2 separate regions of the Homo sapiens genome follow, and region 1 is linked to region 2. A link is a contact called in ENCODE Hi-C data. All regions are on one chromosome and are shown on one strand. Each heading gives the region's core, a stretch centred on a gene start or an enhancer-like site at or near the end of the contact. The rest is flanking DNA. Distances are from core to core; before and after follow the strand shown.

The links. Hi-C counts contacts between places; a loop is a spot of excess contacts on that map. Pooled maps may share reads with other maps.
Region 1: a map of MCF 10A shows a loop between it and region 2 (5-fold over the local background). The contact joins two enhancer-like sites. A Hi-C loop is called at or near these places in 4 of 168 maps with a recorded cell type or tissue (MCF 10A, PC-3, PC-9 and 1 more) and 4 of 50 pooled maps.

What each region holds. Positions count from the first base shown.
Region 1 is chr13:80,038,433-80,043,028 of GRCh38, forward strand. No RefSeq gene overlaps it. Among named protein-coding and RNA genes, the nearest start is that of LINC01080, 30 kb to the left of the region's middle. Within about 2 kb of position 2,264, at least 5 of the 41 ENCODE cell types and tissues checked have a DNase peak (open chromatin) inside an H3K27ac peak, as active enhancers do.
Region 2 is chr13:79,635,100-79,639,914 of GRCh38, forward strand. No RefSeq gene overlaps it. Among named protein-coding and RNA genes, the nearest start is that of LINC01068, 71 kb to the left of the region's middle. Within about 2 kb of position 2,117, at least 5 of the 41 ENCODE cell types and tissues checked have a DNase peak (open chromatin) inside an H3K27ac peak, as active enhancers do.

The DNA of each region.
Region 1 (4,596 bases), core at 1,014-3,513, 400 kb after region 2:
ATCAAAGTTATATGCTTCTCTCAATCAATAAACAATTGTTGAGTATCTGCTCTGTGTTTATTTGTGATGGGAGCAGTCAGGAAATTCAAAAGAGCACTCAGGGAGGTAGAAAGGCAGAGTAGATAGAACAAAGGCCTTAGAGTCAGAAGAATGGATGTGGTTTCAGATTTTCCACTTATTGGGTCAACTTCCTTTGGGCCTGTATCTTATTTGTATAGCTCTAATAGCCTTACCAACTTCACAAGGCTGTTGTCAGAACTGGGGAAGAAAAGTATATCAAAACAAACCCCCCACCACCAAAACTCATTTAGCATTTTGCTAGCTCTTTCAACAAATATTTTTGAAGGCCTATACTAGACTTAAAAAAACTTACCAGACAAAATCCAAATGCTCATGATAGACTCCTGTTTATTCTTCAAGGTTCAAATCAACTACAGCCTCTTCTGTTATGTCATTCCCTAAAATAAATCCCTTCCTTAATTAATCTTGAATGTCCTTACTTCATTGTGTTACTTTATATATTTGGTTAAATGTCCACGTTCAACCCTAAACTATGAGTTCCTCAAAGACAGAGACTGTGCCTTATTCACCTTTGTGCTGACATGATGCCCAGAGTAGCACCTGGTCCAGAAAGTATGCTTTCTTTGGAATCTTAGACTGGATGTATGAAAAGATGAATGGGTATGGGACAGCCTGGGCTCTGAGAGGGAAATCAGCATGAATGCAGGAAGAAGACCTTGACTGAAACAGAGGGTGGGTTTTGATTTGCAAGAGGAAGTGAAAGGAAGACAGTAAGTCCCATGACGAGAACCTGGTGAACTATGTTGAGGAATTTGGACTTAAATTTATAAGGTGTCAGAGTCTGTTAGGAATCCTTTAGCAAAAATATGATATGATCAAACTACTATCCAGACAAAAAAGAAAAGCTCTTATAATTGGAGAATTCTGCCCATAATCAATGTCTTGCTACACACTGAATAGAAAAATTTCCTGGAGCCAAAGATGGTCTTGCAATCCCGGGAAGTGCCCTTCTGCTCATGTCCAACAGGAAGTCATCAGGATAGATACACAACAGTGTATCTATCAGACACAAGGTGGTTAATGAAAATCTATTATAAACACAAAGTGTTGTTGAACAATGCTTGTATTAGAAGGGTTCAAAATGGGCTTATTTAAAAATGTAAAGCTGAATTTTTTCAATAACTTTTTTTGTGTGTTTTTACTTGCAGCAAGAAAATTCTCTTGGGCAAAAAACAATACATGCAATTTTAGTATGATTCACCTTTAATGTCATTTATTCTTCACAGATAAATATACAGAGAAGAAAAACATGACCTAAAAATGTTAATCCAAATGATAAAGGGTATTTTTTGTTACCAAAATTCTATTTAGTATTTACTATTGCAATACTAAAACACTCTCCGAAACTCAAAGATCAATGAAATCTGAAATTAACCAGCATTTCAAGGAGTAATTTAAATAACAAAATAATCTAACCTATCAAATATTTTGTCATAGACCCAACCTTTACAAAGTTGAGTAGAAATTTTCACTTTCCTTGCTTTGAAGAATCTGAGTCCTTCAAAATTGTATCAGATGTTTTTAGTTTTACTGTGTAAGCTTTCCTGGAAAGCTTCAAGTCAAGCATTTTTAAGGGAGTCTTTTAAAATGTAAGAGGGATACTAGAAATAAAATCACCAATAAATTCTTTATGGTATGAGCAAGTCTCTATGTTACGTGTGTTATGGGATCAACATTTCTTGTGTCAGATTTTCATAAAGTAGGATGTCAATGTTCACCTGACTGGGCTTTTTTCCTTAATATTATAAATAAGGTTGCAAGATGCTGTTCTCAAGTACCATATGTCTTCATTTCTATTGTTAAGAACCATTTCTAAAGATCTAACACAAGAGCAGATGAGCCACACTGGCTAGATTTGGGGGTAATTGGATTTTCTTTTCTCTTCACAAAAATTATGCATGCCTGGAAAGAACAGCAAGAATAAACTGCAACCGATGCCTACTAATTACCATCAGCTAGTGCCTGGCTTTTGAAATCTGATTTAAGAAAAAAAAATGAAAAAAAAAAAAACACAGGCTTGGCTGATAGAAAACTGTATAATGTTTAAGCAGTGATGAGGGAAGCCCAATCTTAAGCAGGCTAGACTTTGGACCGAACCCAACTGATGTTTCTCATCCTTGTTTATTTTGTTACTTGACATGATTCAACTCATTAAGGATTTCAAAGGTCCAAGGGAAAGTACTTCTACTTTGCCAAGGCATCCTTCGTTGGAATTCCATTATCTCCCATGATCCGAGACAAGGATTTCCTCCTACTCAGTTCTGAGTAATTATGTGTAAGCAAACCCTTGGTGTTCTTGCAGATGACTGTACTGAGTTGATGGTTCAACATGAATCATTCATGTGGCAGGCATCTTCAATGGAGAGGGTAAGGAGGGCTAACATTGATTTGCAGTGTTTATATGAAGTATGACTTTCTCATTCATTTCATTTGATTCATCAGAGTTGATGTTTGTCCCTATAAACCATTCCCTCTCCTAAAACGATTACAGGGAAAGAAGAGAGAACAAGCACATTCGATCAGTCCCTCCTCCTCTACCAAGTTTAATTTAGACTATGTCTTAAGAAATATTGTTTCCTCCTTGCAGAAATTGAGAATGAGTCGCTCCATCACCACCCTGGCCTGCCCCCCTTAACCCAGCATTTTTCCTCTCTTCACTTCTTTCCCAATCAGTGAAACAAAGTAAATATAAATTAGGCAACGATTTTTTTTTATATGCTGCATTTTATACTTCATATTTTTAAAGCTTCCCTCTTTTGGGGGTGGGGGTGGGAGAGGCAATAAATTCCTCTGAGACTATGATAAAGATGCATCCTCCCAGAATAATTCAACTAAGCACATATTTACAACTGGCATACACCTTTAGGGAGGTTAAAGTCTAAGGTGGATCTCCCCTCACACCTCCTCCCTCCCTCCCATGCCCAAGGACATTAGGTTAAACTTCTGATCTGAAAGTCTCAGATTTGAGGGCAATAGGAACTGAAGCTATTCTTTTCCTTACTTTTTTGATAACATACGTGACAAGGCATGCTACAAGTTTTAAGAGACAACAGCTCAAAAGAGAGCCTGGTACTCCCATCAGGACTCTGAGCCATAATGATTCTTGCATGTCTTTAAAAGTTTTGTTAAGAGCTTCAAAGAAAAAACAACAACACATTTGAGAGACTACCTTGGCAAGTCACTCGGTCTTTCTCATTCTTTTTTAACAGCTTTATTGGGGATATAACTCATATACCATACCATTTACCTAAAGTGTACAATAGCACAATTCATTGCTATTCACAGAGTTAGGCAACCATCACCACAATCAATTTTAGAAAATTTTCATCACCCCAAAAAGAAACCCAGTCCCAGTAGTAATCCATTCCTTATCCCTACCCTCCTCCAGCTCTAGGCAACCACTAATCTACTTCTTGTCTGTATGGATTTGCCTCCTCCAAATGACAGCACACCTGGAATCTGCCCATTGTGTTAACTCTTCTGTAAGACTGTTACCCCAAATGCAGTTACCATAAAACTACTCGCTTGAGTAAAACAACTGGGTGTGAGTGAAGCATTTTATTAGGCATGCAGAAGTTTCAAAGGTGAGCTTTCTACCTAGTTATGAGAATTATTCTAAAAAGAAGCAGTAACTACCACAAAAGCCATACACAATGATATGACATTTCAAAGTACCCCACCCAGTCTTGCTCTTTATAGCTGGTTGACTTCAATCCCAACTCTAAAAGCCAATGCTCGCTAGGAATTATCCCAAGCATCATTTCTCATTTATGGTCAACATTCCATTCACTGGAATCCCAAATAATTTCTGACTTCCCCCTGATCTCTGGAGCTTTTTTCTATGTTTATAGTCTCACAATAATTGTTTCAGATCTTGTGGCAGAGATGGATAGTTGCCTCTCCAAATATATGTTCTCCTTATGTACCTTAGTAAGAGAATCCCAATGTTTAACTAAGCACATTAGTGCATATAGCTTCCCTTGCAACTACATGTAGCTCTATGACTAAGTTCTGCCCAATTATATGAGAGCAGAAATGTTGTATACAGCTTCAGAGACGTGGTCCTAAGGGGTAGAGGCATGCCTTTTCTTCATCTTCTTCCTCCTTCCTTCTGGCTTAATTCAGACACAGTGCCAAACAGCCATCTTCGATCATCTATTGAAAGTCACACATTGATGCAGCGAAACAGCCATCTTCAGCCATCTAATGGAAGTCACACGTTGAGTTTGGCTGAGCAAAAACATAGATCAAGTGTAGGTTTCTAGAATTACCTTAGGTGTCTAGACTATCTGCCACTAGACTTTTTACAAGAAAGAGAAGTCAACTTTTGAGGTACTGTTATTTGGTGGCTGTTAGTCACAGAGGAACCTAATTCTAGCTGGGACTCCTTTACCATTTCTCAGACCCTGACCCTTTTGTGCCTTCCACTACTGGCACATTCTCCACCTCCCTTGTAGAATTTTCTCTATAGAGTAACTTCGTACTATCCAGCTACCGGCATGCTAAAACCCTGGA
Region 2 (4,815 bases), core at 867-3,366:
TGAGAAAGTTCAAAACTGAGATACACTCTACAAAATAACTGACCAGTACTCATCAAAAGTATTAAGGCCAGAGAAGACTGAGGAACCCTCACAGAATAGAAGCAATGAGGAACCCTCAACAGTTAAATGAAATGTAGGATTTTGGATTGGATCCTCAAACATAAAATGGACCTGAGTGGGAAAACTAGTGAAATGTTAATTTTTTTCAGTTAATAGTATTGTATCAATATTAATTCCTTGGTTTCGATAACTGTACTCTGATAATGTAAATTGTTGACATTTAAGGGAATCAGGGTGAATTAATTCCAGTGGATTAAACCTTTAATGTGAAAGGCAAAACTGTAAAAATTTTAGAAGACAGTACAGAAGCATAACTTTATAGCCTTTGGTCAAGAAAGACTTTATTAAAGAAGAAGCCAAAAAATAAAAAATTCAAACTATAAGTGCAATAGTTGATGAATTAACAATTAAAATTAACAGCTTTTGAACCTACAAGCAGAATAAAAAGATGATCCAAACCCAGGAGAAAATATTACAAGCATATGTAACTAATAAATAATTGTGACTATAAATATATAAATAGTTCCTACTAATCAAGAATTGAAACATAAATTTACTCGGTAGTAAAATAGGTAAAAGACATAAATGGATTTTCATAGAAAACAATATATGACTGGCTTAAGCATATTAAAAATGTTTAATTTCATTAGTAATTCCTAAAATGAAATATACAACTCTAATGAAATGCCATTTAACTCTCATCAGATTGGCAAATATGAAAAGTTAGATACTGTTAGGCCTGGCGCAGTGGCTCACGCCTGTAATCCCAGCACTTTGGGAGGCTGAGGCGGGAGGATCACAAGGTCAGGAGTTCAAGACCAGCCTGGCTAACATGGTGAAACCCCATCTCTACTGAAAATACAAACACTAGCTGGTCATGGTGGCACATGCCTGTAATCCCAGCTACTCGGGAGGCTGAGGCAGGAGAATGTCTTGAACCCGGATCCAGGAGGCAGAGGGGTTGCAGTGAGCCAAGATCACACCACTGCACTCTAGCTTGGCCAACAGAGCGAGACTGTCTCAAAAAAAAAAAAAAGTTACTGCTAAATGTTGGAAAGAATATAGATGAATGAGAATCTCATCCACTGCTGGTAGGAGTGTTACCTGGTAGAGTCTCTTTGCAAAACAGTTTAGTCTTACCAGTAAGGGTAGAATTTGTGCATAGGATATGACCAGCTCTTCCCCTCCTTGATACAACTCCTGGAAAATTTCCTGCACAAGCGCATTTAAGACATGTACAAAAATGTTCACAGCAGCATGATTCTGAGTAGTCAAGAACCAGGAAAATTCAAGTGTTCACCAACTATAAAATGTACAAATAAATATTGATGTATTTATACTATATGTTCATAGCATGGTATGTAGTATAGCATAGAGTATATGTTATGTATATAGTATACATAAATAAATGAAAGCTGCAAGTGTCAACATGGATGAATCTTAAAATCTGTTGAGTGAAAGAAGCAAGCCATGTAAACACACATTCTATGATTTTATTTATGTAGGGCTCAACAAAAACAGTAATTGTTCAATGATACACATACATTAAAGATATACATATAAAGCAAAATTATGAAAAGAAGTAATTAATGAATTTATCACAGTGATCATCCCTAGTGGGAAATAAGTGGTTATCAGGGAGAGGTACTCATGGGTTCTTTAATCTACTGATAACACTTCTTTCTCTCTATATATTCTATATAAAAAGTAAATAAAATAATATGTTTTATATACTATTTGGCATGTATTATATAGCATATAATTAAAAATAAACAGTTTTAGACGAAACAAAAATATTGCCTGAAACGTAACCACTAATTTATCAAAAGCCTTTGCTCTTAGGATTTTCTTTGTAGCTTAGAGATAAATCCATAGAATATAGTGTCTTGCTGGTTTGTTACTTAAAATGAACCAGTATTTTAAAAGACATTTCACTGTTTAAGAATGGGGTCATGAGTTTCAAGGCTGCTTCTCTGATCAAGAAAAAAAAGTGAAGATAATAATTTGGCTTTGGTTCCATCCCACACTTAAGTTACTAAAGAACATTAGTCCGCACTCGGCCATCTGCCATGCAATGTGCAGCCAGGGCAGGGAAAGTAACTCGTGTGAATTCAGAAACTTATCTCTCTGACATTCTGGCCCAGAAAAGAGAACCAGAAATAGAGTACTACCCGTTGAGCCAACATTTTCCCACAGTCTGTCTCAAATTTCATAGCCCTTGTTAAGTAAGTTGATAATATCAGTCCTATTCCCAGTGAGCAAATGTTAATGTCATTTAAATAGAATCTGAGGAAAGGATTTGATGAACCAAAAAGCTAACTGAAAGTATTGAGAGATCAAGAGTGGAGAATATATGAAGAAACACAAATTATTTGCTCTACCATTTTGCAAATTGTCTAACCCTGTACTTAAGGGAGAGAAGGCAAAGAGGGTCTGACATCATTTTTTTTCCATTAAGCAGGTGCAAATCTCTCTGGTATGTCCATTTTATTTTCTTATTTCTCTGTTCTCTTTCCGGTTTTTTTGTTTTATTCTTCCCAGTTTTTTAAAAAACTCTTAATATTGTTAGCTCCAGATCCATTCAGTAGGGACAAGTTAAGGTTAAAGATTAAGTAGGGTATTTGTTTTTTTCCTTTTGCTTCAAATACTGATTACTACAGGCTGGGTGTGAGAACAGATAGCTCAATTTTCATTGCTGCTTGCATCAGGACCTAGAAACAGAGTAAGCAAATACATGGTCTAAATTGTGCCTCTTTGGTGGAAAGCCTTTATGTTAAATATGTCTTGTTAAGTCTTAAGTAAATGTTAAGTAAATAAATCGCAGAACTTGAGGAAACAACAAAATGGGAAGTTAGTATGGTCCATTTTCACATCTTAAGTCCAGTCCCATGAACACAGCTTACAACTTTCTGTTTGGTCATGTAAGGGGATAAAAACATCCACATTGTAAATTCTAAAATATCATATTCTGTGACTTGGAGATAAGATTTTTTGATATTCCAGTTCTAGGAGCAAAATGAATAATTCTGCATGATTGCTAAAAGGAATAGCAGATAAATTGTATAAATCATTATTTCTTTGAATGAGCTCTACTCACATTAAATAAAAAGTCACAGTAATTTCCTAGAGAAAAAAATTGGTATATATTGAAGTTTCCTGTAGTTGGAATTTTTGACCAACTTCCATGTGCATCTCCAAAACCGTATGCTAACCCAAAGAAGTGAAATTCAAGACATTGAGAAAGAGTGATGATCAGGGCGGGAAGATACATCTGCAAAAATATTTTCTACCATTGGCTTGAATATTTTACCAATAAAATATACTTACAGAGGACTACTGTTAAAATACAAATTACCTTGAACAAGTAAGACATTAGGTACCAAGACATATATAATAACAGTCCAGTGTGGCTATGGTTTTCAAAGTAAGGAGCCAAAGTGAGAAAAATGTGAATATGTCAGCATTCTACAAATATGGTAAGAGAGGAAATTAGTATAAATTACACCGAGAGCAATCCAGCTTGATATTTTGCTTTTAGATCCTTTGTTAGTCTTCTTGTAGGGTTTTCCATTTTAATAAAGGATCAAATTTTAAAGGGATTAAGTTCTTATGGGGAGGGGTCAGAATTTCAGGCTTCACCCAGTGGGTGAATGAGTTATCTGGAGGAACACTGAAGCATTTTTCATCCCTTTCAAAGTCACCCTAAGGAGACAGCTGCTTACCCCTGTTCTAGGGGATGATTATATTTTAGTGAAAGGGTGATTATAAGCTTGAGGCTCACTATCTTTTGAAGCATGTAAACAAGTTCTAAGGCAGTTTCCAAAAGCGGAGTTCAAAGTTCAAATAGGTAGTTAGCTCCCTGATGTAAATATTAGGCTGGTGCAAAAGCAACTGCAGTTTTGCCATTACTTTTAATGGCAAAAACTGCAGTTGCTTTTGCCCCAGCCTAATACTTTGAAGCACAGCACACATTTTTATGTTTGCTCTGGTGTATCTGATAATAGTCTCATTTAAATATTTCTTCCACTTAGGAAGCTTGCCTCATGGAAACAAGGAGTAGGAAGAGCACTGAGTATGTGTTGTTTTTTTTTTAATACTTTAAGTTCTGGGGTACATGTGCAGAATGTGCAGGTTTGTTATATAGGTATACACGCACCCATCAACCCATGGTATACATTAGGTATTTCTCCTAATGCTATCCCTTCTCTAGCCCCCCATCCGCCGATAGGCCCCGGTGTGTGATGTTCGCCTCCCTGTGTCCATGTGTTCTCATTGTTCAACTCCCAGTTAGGAGTGAGAACATGTGGTGTTTGGTTTTCTGTTTTTGTGTTAGTTTGCTGAGAATGACAGTTTCCAGCTTCATCCGCGTTCCTGCAAAGGACATGAAGTCATTCTTTTTTTATGGCTGCATATTATTCCATGGTGTATATGTGCCACATTTTCTTTATCCAGTCTATCATTGATGTGGATTTAAGTTGGTTCCAAGTCTTTGCTATTGTGAACTGTGCTGCAGTAAACAGGTGTGCATGTGTCTTTACAGTGTAATGATATATAATCCTTTGGATATATACCCAGTAATGGGATTGCTGGAATGAAATTGTGGTTCTAGATCCTTGAGGAATCGCCACACTGTCTTCCACAATGGTTGAACTAATTTACACTCCCATCAACAGTGTAAAAGTGTTCCTATTTCTCCACATCCTCTCCAGCACCTGTTGTTTCCTGACTTTTTAATGATCACCATTCTAACTGGTG